2 separate regions of the Mus musculus genome follow, and region 1 is linked to region 2. Evidence: chromatin contacts called from ENCODE Hi-C or POLR2A ChIA-PET data. All regions are on one chromosome and are shown on one strand. The core of a region is the stretch at or near the end of the contact, and the rest is flanking DNA. Distances in the headings are between cores, read along the strand shown. Region 1 overlaps Fntb (farnesyltransferase, CAAX box, beta). Region 2 holds the start of Fntb (farnesyltransferase, CAAX box, beta).

Evidence for each region. Hi-C counts contacts between places; a loop is a spot of excess contacts on that map. ChIA-PET counts read pairs that join two places held with the same protein, here RNA polymerase II (POLR2A).
Region 1: a map of gastrocnemius shows a loop between it and region 2 (8-fold over the local background). The contact joins the enhancer-like site here to the promoter of Fntb in region 2. A Hi-C loop is called at or near these places in 18 of 37 maps with a recorded cell type or tissue (Patski, adrenal gland, gastrocnemius and 4 more). POLR2A ChIA-PET finds 5 or more read pairs at or near these places in 4 of 5 experiments (Patski and embryonic stem cell).

Annotation. Positions count from the first base shown.
Region 1 is chr12:76,877,677-76,883,914 of GRCm38, reverse strand. All of the region lies in intron 4 of Fntb (farnesyltransferase, CAAX box, beta), which reads right to left. Among named protein-coding and RNA genes, the nearest start is that of Gm46357, 13 kb to the right of the region's middle. Within about 2 kb of position 4,450, at least 1 of the 3 ENCODE cell types and tissues checked has a DNase peak (open chromatin) inside an H3K27ac peak, as active enhancers do; it is gastrocnemius, where a contact is called at or near this core.
Region 2 is chr12:76,832,812-76,839,300 of GRCm38, reverse strand. It overlaps Fntb (farnesyltransferase, CAAX box, beta), which reads right to left and starts at 1,834. Exons shown (of 12, transcript NM_145927.2): 1 at 1,650-1,834. The coding sequence starts at 1,793.

The sequences.
Region 1 (6,238 bases), core at 3,201-5,700, 42 kb before region 2:
AAGTGACAAGCTGTCATTAGCAGACTTCTTAGCAACTTTAAAACCAGACTCGGTAATGTACTGGGACCTATTGGAAAGGGGAGGAACGCTTACAGACCAAAAATTCATCAACTAATAAAAAAAAAAAAGCACCCAGCAAGCTTTGCGCAAACAGCAAGTGACACTTTGTGAAAAGCAAGTATGCACAAAGGCGTGTGTTCCAAGATGCCACCGGCACATGGGGTTCAGATCAGATGCTGATGAGGCTACATAAGGGGGCAAGCTTTGCGTCCCAGCATGCACATCTGTTGAGCTATGCAGAGTATGTAATGCTAAGTGTGGGCCCCCAAGACCTGGTTGACCCAAGAAGAGAGTCTGCACATAGACCCAAGTGACACTATATGACCTTCCCCCCAAGTTATTTCTGACTGGTGAATAAAGATGCCTGCAGCCTATAACTGGGCAGAAGGGAGATATGTGAGATTTGGTGATCCTAGGCTTGCCATAGGTCAAAGAGAGAGGAGAAGGTGGAGAGAGAAGGAAGACACCATGAGTTAGGAATCAAGAAAGCATGGCTGGGGAGTGGTGGCACACACCTTTAATCCCAGGAGGTAGGCGGATTTCTGAGTTCGAGGCCAGCCTGGTCTTCTACAAAGTGAGTTCCAGGGAAGGGGGAAGGGGGAAGGGGGAAGGGGGAAGAAGGGGGAAGAAGGGGGAAGAAGGGGGAAGAAGGGGGAAGAAGGGGGAAGGGGAGGGGAAGGGAAGGGGGAAGGGGGAAGAGGGAAGGGAAGGGGGAAGGGGAGGGGAAGGGGGAAGGGGAGGGGAAGGGAAGGGGAAGGGGAAGGGGAAGGGGAAGGGGAAGGGGAAGGGGAAGGGGAAGGGGAAGGGGAAGGGGAAGGGAAGGACGAACGAAAGCAAGCAAGCATGGTTACGAGGGCTGGCCAATTGGAATTAAGAGCAGCCCAGATAAAACATAGTAATAACTCGGGGTTATCGATAGGAAATAGATTTTAATAGCATAGAAGGTAGCCTTAGTGCTGTAAAGGTCTTTATTCCAGGAACTGAATGGTCAAAGGCCGGGTAGAAGTCCCTGAAATATTTTCTACACATATCAATGACCAGCAAAGTGGGAAACCCTCTTGCAGATGAAAGATTTTCAAACCCAAACCATGTGCACCGGAATCAACGTAGTAATAAAGCCTGGCTTTCCTGAAGATGAAGCGTCTGTGCCATTACCAGAGGCCCAGGTGACTTGGATACCCACAAATGCTGAGCACCGCCCATCTTTGCTGCACCATTAAAATTACTTCAGGGGATATTTAACAACAACAAACCCATACCTAGTACCACTTAAATGTGAATCAGTGAGGGCAGATGCAAGTTTTTAACTCTCCACATTAATCCAATGCTCACCCAAAAACCATTCCTTCTTAGGCTTACGTGTGTACAATGCCCTGTGGATCTTTGGTTTAGTTTTGTTTGTCTGTTGTTTTTGTTTTGTTTTGTTTTTTTAAGACAGGTCTTACCATGTAACTCCAGGTGGCTTGGGTCTCATTATGTAGACCAAGCTGAACTTGAACTCACAGATCAGTCTGCCTCTGCCTTCTGAGTGCTAGGATCAGTTGTGTGCACTACCATGTCCAGTTTAGTTTTGTTTTGTTTAAAGGGCCTATAGCCCAGGCTGGCCTATAACTCACTACAAAGGCCAAATTAGCCTTGAGCTTGCAGCAATCCTCCTGCTTCAGCCTCCTCAGTACTGTACTGAAACTACCATGAGCTACCACAGTCAGCAGCACATTGTTCTTCTGACAAGGAAGTCCCAGGATAACTCGATGCTGCTGGCCTGAGAACCACCTTTTGGCAAACACCTGTCTGGTCCAACAGGCAACCTTAGTGACGGGGGCAACTTAAATCTTAAGTCAAATTAATTAAAATAAAAATTTTAGCTCCTCAGTCTCACAAGCCACATTTCCAGTGCTCAGTAACTATATATTTAGCTAGTGGTGACGGTACTGGGTCACACATAAGCCACAGAATCTCCCCATTATTGTGGACATTCTATTGAATACTGCTTCTCTGACACTCAACCACTATAGAGAATATAAAACTTCTAAGAGAATCAAGTTCAAGGGAAGAGTATTTTGGCCTTAGTTTTTAAATTTCATTTATTATAGTTTGAGTGTATGATGTCCACCAGACATTTATTATAGTTTAAGCAGTACATGTGTGTATGATGTCCACCAGGTATGTGGAAGACGGAGGACATCTCTGTGCACTTGGCTCTGCCCTCCCAACTTCACAGGGGTCCCAGGGATCAGACTCAGGTCATCAGGCTTCTGGGTAAAGGCCTTTACTGGCTGAGCCACCGCACTGACCCTATTGTTGGTCTCCTTGCATTTCTTGTAATGGTTAGGCTAACCTAGACTCAGAACAAAACTGTCGCCAGTGGGGATGATGAAGGATCCAAAACTATGTAATTAATGTCAAACAAGCAGGAAATAAATCAGAGCCCAGTGAGAGTAAAACAAATGAAGTAGGTACAACTAGCAAATAGCATGCTGGGGTCAGTGCTGGGGGAAGGGAATCGTCTAAATACCAGCTCAGACAGGACTGGGCACACAGTAGAGGAGGGCCTGGTGCCTAGGGCTGTGAGATACGGATAGTTCAATAGTATTCCCATTCAAGGTGGCAACACAGCATTGCGAAGAACTGCACCTGGCTCTAGCCTCATTTTTTCCAACTAAGAAAATTCAGATTATACTTGTAAAAATAGCTAAATATTTAAAAAAAAAATACTAAAGTGGGAATGGGAGCAAACTATTAAAAGGATTAAAATTATGGCAAACACAGCGAGGAAGACACCCAGCTGCTTTCTTCCTAGTTCAAACTCTAGTAAATAACAAATAGTGAGACTTGTCTATAGTAAGAACAGCTTAGATTAGACTTTAAAAATATTTCTGGGGCTGGAGAGATGGCTGCGCAGTTAAGAGTACAGACTGTTCTACTAGAGGACCCCGGTTCAACTCCCAGCACCCACATGGCAGCTCACAACTCTCGGTAACTCCAGTTCCAGAGGCTCTGGTGCTCACACAGACATGCAAGCAGAACACCAATGCACATAAGAATAAATAAATTTTAAAAAAATTTCTGGTCTTGGGATGTGTGGCTTGGTGGTAGATTTTTGCCCAGCAAGCACAAAAGCCTGGGTATAATTTCCAACACACAACAACAACAACAACCAATAAAGCAAAATAAAACGTGAGCACCAGAACAGGTTACCACAGAGACTTCAGGCCCAGACCAAGTTCCAAGGACGACGGCAGTTTGGGAGGGAATACAGTCAGCCATGAGCTGACTTACTTAGGAGGAGCTGCTGGGCGGATGCTGGCTTCTTCCAGTAATACTTCCTCCAGAGCTTAGTCTACAAAGCAGCGATAGCTCAGTGTAACACAGGGCTACTGCCTCAACCAGGTGGAGCCCAACAACGACCAGAGGCCAGAGCTACCCACCGTCTTTGCTAAACCCATCCAGACAGCAGCTGTTTGGAAAGCACAGTCAAGTTTCAAGTGTGTTATGCAGAGCAGGGTTTCTCCCCATTGGCACGACTGTCATGGTCAGTTTCCTGTTTTGAGATTTACCCCATAGCCTCCTTGGCCTGTGCCCACTAGATGCCAACAGAACCTGGCCCAGAAAAGTACCCAGAATATTGGGTATGATGTCACCACTGAAAGGTAAGGAGTCATATGACCTATACTTTAATTTTAATTTTAAAGGAGGGGCTGGGGTTGCAGCTCACATGGTAGAGTGCTTGCTTAGCATAGGAAGTTTCCCTATGCTAAACTCACCGGCACATTAAAATGACATGGTGGCACACGCCTGTAATCCTCCCATTTCAAAGGTAAAGGGAGATGGATCAGAAGTTCAGGTCATTCTTGCATAACAGTGTCTCTGGTAGCCCAGGATGGCCTCAGACTTATGTAGCCAAGGATAACCTTAAATTTCTGATCCTTTTGCATCCATCTCCTCAGGTCTGGGATTACAGACATGCACCACCACACCCAGTTTATGCGACACTGGGGACTGAACCTAAGGCTTTCTGCATGTTAGGCAAGCACTCTATCATAGAACTACATCCCGGACTTAAAAGCCCCGTTTCAACCGTACACCGGGCTCCCTGTGGTTCTCACTTTGCTCTGTGAAGGGGGTGGGGGAAAGGTTAGTAGCTGAGCATGGGAATCACATTAAAGAAGTTTCCTTCAATGCTAAGCCAAGCAGGTGTCCACTCCAAAACTCACTCATTCGTTTTATGTGAGCACACATATAATTTTATGCATAATCTCTTAGGAGATTCCCTACCTCTGACTTAATTATCCTTGAAACAGTTGACACCTGCAATACTAAAGGCCTGGCCTTGCTGGCCTCCTCAGCCATCGCAGAAAGTCAACCAACGGTGATTCTGTCCACTAGAGGGACCCCGACTTGTTCCCTAAACAAATAAGCTGGAGAGAGAACAGACTGGGGAAAGGAGACAAACCTCTGTGCATATGCAGCTGTGTGTGGCACAGGGACAAGGGCAGCAAAAGCAAAGCCCCCGAGCTGGAGCTGGAACCCCACCTGCAAGGTCACCTGGGTATTTGTAGGAGGGCAAACAGACCAACCACATTTGAAAGTGGTCCCTTTCCTTGTGTAAGAAAAACGAAAAAGAGCTGCAAATCTGAGGACTAAGAGACACGGAGGGGTGAGGGAGGAAAGGGAATGGCAAATGGTGTAATTATGTTTTAATTTTAAAACTTAAGAATTATTTCAAAAAAATAAAAATTTTAAATTAAAAAAAAAAAAACAACAACAACAAACCACACGGATCTAGGTTTTCAAGTGCAAGTTCTCATAGTGTATGGACTCTGACTGTCACTTCTCTTGAGGTCTTGGTTGTGACCCTTGCCCTTTAGTGGCTAATCTATCTCTCCAGCCCTGATTTTTATTTTTCTAAAAATAACTTTTGTAAATGCATATGTTAAGTACATGTCTTTGATCTCAGCACTTGGGGGGATAGAGGAGGTGGATCTAGCTCTATGAGTTCGAGGCCAGCTTGCTCTATAGAGTGAGCTCCAGGGTAGCTGGAGAGACCCTGTCTACAAACAAACAAATAAATAAATATCTTTCAAAATGTAGGGAATCGACATTTGAGTATAATAATGAATAAAAGGATAAACCTAAAAATAAAATAAATAAATGAAAGGGCATTATCCTAGCTCAGATCGTCTGAAAAACAATCATTACATTTTTAAAAAAACCGGTAAGATTTCTCTGGATCTAATAAAAATAGTCATTTCCTTCCAGTCAGTGCTACCAGGCTCTGTTCCCAATAAGCATTAGCTGGGCCATCAATTAATTGCTGCTTAGGACAAAACAAAATAAAGCATCACTACAGGAAAGCCTTGAGCCATTTAAAAGTTCACTAAACTGGGGCCATCAAGAAAGTTCAGGGTGGAGGCTGGAGAGATGGCTCAGTGGTTAAGAGCACTGACTGTTCTTCTGAAGGTCCTGAGTTCAAATCCCAGAAACCACATGGTGGCTTGAAACCACTCGTGATGAGATCTGATGCCCTCTTCTGGGGTGTCTGAAGACAGCTACAGTGTACTTATATATAACAAATAAATCTTAAAAAAAAAAAAAAAGAAAGAGAGAAAGAGAGAAAGAGAGAAAGAGAGAAAGAGAGAAAGAGAGAAAGAGAGAAAGAGAGAAAGAGAGAAAGAGAGAAAGAGAGAAAGAGAGAAAGAGAGAAAGAGAGAAAGAGAGAAAGAGAGAAAGAAAGAAAATAAGTTCAGGATGGAAAAGCACTTGTCACATAGACTGACAGTGAAAAGCTGGATATAAGGATTCAAATCCATGAACCCAGCACTCGTGCATGGAGCTGGGGGGTGGACACAGAGCCGCCCCGGAGTTCCTGGGCCAACCAGCCTAAGTATGCTGAGCCTCAGAAGCAAGAAGCAGACCCTGCCTGAGCGCCTGAACAATTACCAAACCTTGTCTCCTGGCTTCCACATGGGCACTGTGGTACATGCATGCCCACCAGTGATCTACACACTCATGTACTCATCATACAAATGAGAGGGTAAGAGCACTTGCTGTGAGAAGTGTGGGCACACACGCATCTCTCTGTCTCTGTCTTTCTCTCTGTCTCTGTCTGCCTCCCTCCCACTCTCTCTCTCTCTCTCTTTCACACACACACACACACACACACACACACACACACACA
Region 2 (6,489 bases), core at 585-3,084:
CAGCTTTAGGAAGGTTGAGAACCGCTATTCTAAGTCAGATCAGTTAAAGATATAAATGGTGTACGTGTGTGTGTCCTGTTTAACCCTGTAACTTCAAAAGAAAAGGCTTGTAGTTGTCTTATCAACTACAGAAACACCGCTCTACCCAAGTAGTAGAGGCACATGTTCTAGCCCAGAACTTGAGAGGCAGAGGCAGTCAGATCTCTATGAGTTCGAGGCCAGCCTGGTCTACGGAGTAGTTCCAGGCAGCCAATGCTACACAGAGAAACCCTAGCTCGAAAAAACAAACAGACCAAAAAACCCCAAATTGCTCCAAACCCTGCAAAGATTCTGAAGATTTTGTCACTGATGAAAGATTTCTTTGCAATGTTTTATAAAAGTCTTCTGTGGGACACAGTTAACTAGGTTAGAGAGCTGAAGCCAAAAAGTTCCCTTTATTACCCTAAAGCCCACAAGGCATTGACTCAAAGATTAAAACAGTCCCTCTGCTACTAGGTGAATAACCATGTGTCCAATCCCTTGTTCTGTTATGAATCTTTAGGGCAAGAGAGATGGCTCAGTGGGTAGAGGTGCTTCCTATGCAAGCCTGCCAACTTCAGTTGGATCTTCCGAACCCACATATTGTGTGTCCTGGTATCAACACGTACAAACACATGCCATACACACATTCGCACACATAAAAACTGAAATTTTTATACAGTCATTATTTGCTGCTAGTTTTGCCTAAATAGAGGCTCACAGCTTTAAGATAAGATGAAGCCGGTCCCTCCACAGTTAAGCCTGAGTAGTGATCTTAGTAAGATCTTATTTTAGTAAGTGGCTGAATGCCTATTCCTTAGCGACAGGACTCATCCTGACCACTTCTAGTAACAGATGGGTAAACAGCTCTACAACAACCGATTTGGGAACAATTCCAAATGGAGAGTGAGAAAAATGTAAGCTATCAACTCACTACTCACACCTTAAAACACTTTTCAAAATGGCATGTCTGGTACACTCTAGGCCTTAGTGAATCACAAGCAGTTCAAACTCCATACTTTTTTGTGCTTTCCGAACTATACAGTTTTCCAGTCTGTCTTGCCCAACCAGGCTCTTGCCTAGGGGCTGTTATCTTTTTCTGTATTTCCAGCGTTCAACAGCAAGTGCTCAAATGGTTACCCACCACGAGGTAGGCCTCAACCTGACCCAATAGGTCAGAAATTAAATCGATTTAGGGATGACATGACCACAGTCCGGCCGTTCGATCCCCTAGATGTCCGGAAACTGCGAACATGTGAAGAAAAGTGAGCGGTCGGTCCTAGAACCTCAAGACATCTAAACAGAACGGAGCGGACTACCTGGTCCGCCCAGGCTGCTGTGGACTCCAGACACGAAACAAGATCCTTTACAACGTCCGAAGCAGAGAGATCAGGGGTACTGTCCTGTTCTCCAAACCCAGCCCTGACAACAACCCTCTCCTACCCAAGTAAGCCCCGAAAACGCTCCACTCGGAAGCCCCAGTCTGGGCGCCTAGAGCTCGGGGGCGGGGGCGCAGTGCACTACGGGAGTTGTAGTTCCATGGAGAGTTTTGCCCCGAGACGGGCTTACAAAAGGGACTCCTACTCCCAGAAGGCCCCGCGCGGGCGCCTCGCCCAGTCCTGCCACCTCACCTGTTCTATGGATGTGACTGTTTCCACTGAGTCGTCTTGCAACCGCTCCCGCACGTGCTCAGGTCTCAGACTATACAGCGGTTCTGACCAAACAGGGGAGGAAGATGGAGGACAATAATAGGTGAAGGAACTCGAAGAAGCCATGATCGGGAGAGCTGCGAGCGCTGTATAGGACTCAGCTTCATCCAGCAACAACGCGCATTGAAACTCGAGCGGGCTAAGGCGCTACGGAAAGTCCGTAGAGTCAAAAAGATTTTGAACGCGAATCTCTCCTCCCACCTACACATCTTCAAGAAGTGAGTTACTGGGATACTGCCGCCCCCCGTCGGACAGATGAGCTGCTGCAGGAGATCAGCTTTCTGGAGAAAGGAGATCTAGGATGCCTCGGTTCGTTATGCAAATAATAAAAAAGAAAACGTCAACGTTTCGCTCTCGCCTAATTGTAATGCAGTAGCTTGCGATTTCAGCTGTTCAAGAACCCTAAGAATGTAACCTAAAAAAAAAAAAAAAAAAAAAAAGCATTTCTGACATCTCTCTTGAGTACCTCAGTCACGCTATTAACTAATAGAATTACCATGCACCTTTGGGTCCTTGACAGCCTCTTAGGAGAAGCCTCAGCTTTTCTGTGCATTAGCAGAATTGCAGGTCTCAATACTCAGAGATAGAGAAATGTAGTACTGTAATTTTCTCCTTTGGAGGTTACAGTGCAATGGCAGAAACTAAAAGAAACTAAAATACCATAGAAGAAATGAGTGTAAATGCATCATCCAAAGAAATATCAACAAATATTCATGGAGCTCCTGCTACTTGTTCCGTGCCAGAGCCCAGGAATGCAGAAGTGAACAAAATTACAATGCCCTTTTCCTTAGATTACATCTGAATTTCATTTTTGAGGAATAGGCAGAATTAAATAAGTGAACATAAATATTTGACAGCTTCCAATTATGGTATGACAGAAAATAATAATAGAGTCAGGCCTGGACGGGTGGCTCAGCAGGGGCTGCAGCGCCACAGGATTCCAAGCAGCCACCTGGAGACTTACAGCCACCCATAACTCCAGGTCCAGAGGATCTGACGCCCTTTTCTGGCCTCCACAGACAACATACACACAAGTAATGCACATGTGCACATGCAGGCAAAATACCCATACACGTTTTTAATGTTACTGTTTCATATATATATACATACGTATATATTTGAAAATGATTTTTTCATGCAATATATTCAAATCACAGTTTCCCTCACCCAAATCCTCCCAATTTCCCCATCCACCCAACTCCACATCTTCTCTCTCTCTCTCTCTCTCTCTCTCTCTCTCTCTCTCTCTCTCTCTTCAGAAACAATTAAACAAAAAAAGGAAACAAACTAGAACTTTAAAGAAAAGAGAAGGCACAGTAAATACAGGCTCACACACAGAATGAAATTTTTCGAAATTAGAAAGGAAAGAAAATAAAAATGTCTTTGAAACTGACAGAAGAAACTGAGTTCTAATTAAATTTGGTGGCTGAGCCAGACCCTTCTTTCTTTAGGTCTCTTAAGCTGAAAACCAAAGTAGTAGCCATCTATAACAAAACAATGAAGGACAGCAAGAAGACAGAACGGCATTTGAAGGAACATGCCATAAATATACTTGTGCATGCTTCGGTTAATTCTGATAACCCTTGAATGAGTATATCCTTATATACCTCACAAATACAATGTTAGAGTGGTGATTTTAGGAAAGCCCTGTGAGGCTGGAGAGACAGCTTAGTGGTGAAGAACACTTGTTGCTCTTACAGAGGACCTTTTTATTTCCCATCACCCTAACTGGCCACTCACATCTGCCTTCATCTCCAGCTCCAGGGATCCAATGCCCTCTTTTGACCTCTAAAGTACATCTGTACTCATGTGCATCTAACCACACACAGACACACAGGTGTAATTGAAATCTTTATGGGGCTGGAGAGACGGCTCATTGGTAAAGAATATTTGATGCTCTTGCAGAGGACCTGGGTTGGGTTCCCAGAACCCATGTGACATTTCACAACTACCTGTAACTCTTTTAACTCCAGTTCTAGGCTTTTAAACACCCTCTCCTAGTCTCTGCAGACTTTCACACACACATGGTACATATACACACTCAGGCGCGCGCGCACGCACACACACACACACACACACACACACACACACATACACACACACACACTTCAATCTTTAGGAAAAACCTACCACATTTGGACAGCAATAAACAAGGATTTTTTCCAGGATTTACATCAACAGAACTAAACCAGGAGCAGGAGGGTGGTTCAATACAACTTGTTGGACAAGCTTGAGGACCAGGGTTCAGATCCAAGAAGCCACATAAGTGGTGGGTGGGTGTGTTATCTGTCTGTAACTCCAGCCTCAGAAGGCCAAGGCAGAGAGCACCCAGAACAAGCTGAACAGCTGGGTGAGTGAGTTCTGGGTTTACCTAAGAGACCCTGCCGGAATGATTAAGGTTGAAGAGCAGGTAAGGCTGATTCCTAGCATCAACCCCAGACCTTCACGTGCACATACAAACATGTGCCCACAAACATACAAAGCCATGCATACCTATGCACACCACGTGCACATGAGAAAGGAAAAAAACAACCCCATCAGGATAAAAGGTTCAATTATTTAAGATGAGGGGTTGTGGGGAAAGACAATAAATGTCCCGGGGCTGGTAGTATAGCTCAGTGGAAGTACCTAGTGTGTGCAAGGTTGAGTTTGATCTCTACAACACATACAAGGCACATGTACTCTACTCCCTGCTCAGAACATTTTAATACTCTCCTATTCAACCCCAAGTCACATGTCTAAGATCATACCTATATAGAATTACACAATTGGTCATCTCTCCCTTCTGAGGCAAACAGTACTCAGATTCCAAGTGTGAGATGGAGACTCAGTGCTGGAGGCTTCATATGGGTATACACTATCATATGTCCATCTTTTTAATTTTCTTACTTTTTTTTTTTTTTTTTTTTTTGGTTTTTCGAGACAGGGTTTCTCTGTATAGCCCTGGCTATCCTGGAACTCACTTTGTAGACCAGGCTGGCCTCGAACTCAGAGATTCACCTGCCTCTGCCTCCCAAGTGCTGGGATTAAAGGTGTGCGCCACCACGCCCGGCTATTTTCTTACTTTTTTAAAAGATTTATTTATTTATTTCATGTATGTGAGTACACTGTCACTGTCTTCAGACACACCAGAAGAAGGCATCAGATCCCATTACTGATGTTTGTGAGCCACAATGTGGTTGCTGGGAAGTGAACTCAGGATCTCTGAAAGAGTAGTCAGTGCTCTTAACCACTGAGCCATCTCTCCAGCTCCCTGTTTGTTTGTTTGTATGTTTGGGGTTTTGTTTTGTTTTCTCTGTGTAGCCCTGGCTGTCCTGGAACTCACTCTGTAGACCAGGCTGGCCTCGAACTCTGCCTGCCTCTGCCTCTCAAGTGCTGGGATTAAAGGTGTGTGCCACCATGCCCGGCTCCCTGTTTGTTTCTTTGAAACAGGATTTCTCTGTGTAGCCCTGGTTGTCCTGAAAGTCACTCTGTAGACCAGGCTGCCTTCGAACTTGAGAAATCTTCTCTTCCTCCAGAGTGCTGGCATGAAAGAGGTGTGCTATCACCACCTGGCTTTCACATGCCCATCTTGGTATGAGGGGAAAACCTGTAGTACCAGAGGCCCAGAAGATTGCCAAAGCTGGAAACATGTGGGACTGTGGTTAGGACCATGGATATGAAGTATTAAAAAGGTCTTAAGGAACTTCCTGCTATATTCACGTTTTCTCTTTCCCTTAGTTCTGCCGGGTGTCTGATAAGGTCTGGGTCAGATGAAGGATTCAGCTTTTAATGTAAAAAGCGTCTTTGCGTAAGAGATAGAAACATAACATTTCAATTTTAAAAGTAGGGTCATTGAAGAAATAGGTGAAAGGGATTTGTAACCGAGTGTTGAATCTGTCATGAGACACATAGAGCAACTGCAAATTTTATTCTAGAAAAGAAATGTGTGTGTGTGTGTGTGTGTGTGTGTGTGTGTGTGGTAGGCACTGGGCTAAGTGCTTAGGAGAAGGTGCTGAACAAGCCAGTTGGTCTCTGCCCTGTGGGTCTCATGACTTATCAGAAGAAACAAACACTCACTAAGCAGTGATGCAAAAATGGTTCATTACGGTTCAGAAAAATGACTACGGCAGAAAGAAGCACTGAGTGTTACAAGATTGTGTAACAGGTCAGACTTGAGGCTGTCTGACCTGGCGACTCCCATGAATAAATGAGCTGGCCAAACTAGGGTATTGGTCAGGTAGAAAACCCAATGATATCCAGAAGTCAGGAGACACCAGTGACAAGAACCATGAAAAGTTTGGCATTGTGTATAAGCTTCAAGATCAGTCAACCCTGGATCAGCAGCAGACTACCAGTTGTCCTTCTGGTTTACTAAAACTGCTGGTTCTCAAAGCAGAAGGAGGGTCAGTTTGTGCATCTCTGCTGGAATTGGTTAGAAGGGACCATCTTCTTGATGGTAACCCTTGGCAACTCCAGCATTTCCAGCCTGGACGGCAGATGGTGTGGGTTCCTTTACCAAAATTCCTACTATTTGTGTTTTTTATTCTTTCCTATATTGAATGTTGAATCATACTTCTTAAAAGATAGTTTTATGATGTTGATGGTGTTAATGTGCATTTGGAAAAGCAAGAAAACAAGAAAAAAGTTAATGATCTAAGTGAACCACTAGAGGTCGCCTGTGTCGCCCTCTCACTCCCTGCTTCATACAAGCACACAGAGCTGACACATTTGAGGGGTCACTTTGAACTCTCCTCCTTGTACTGTTTTTGTTGCTCATTTG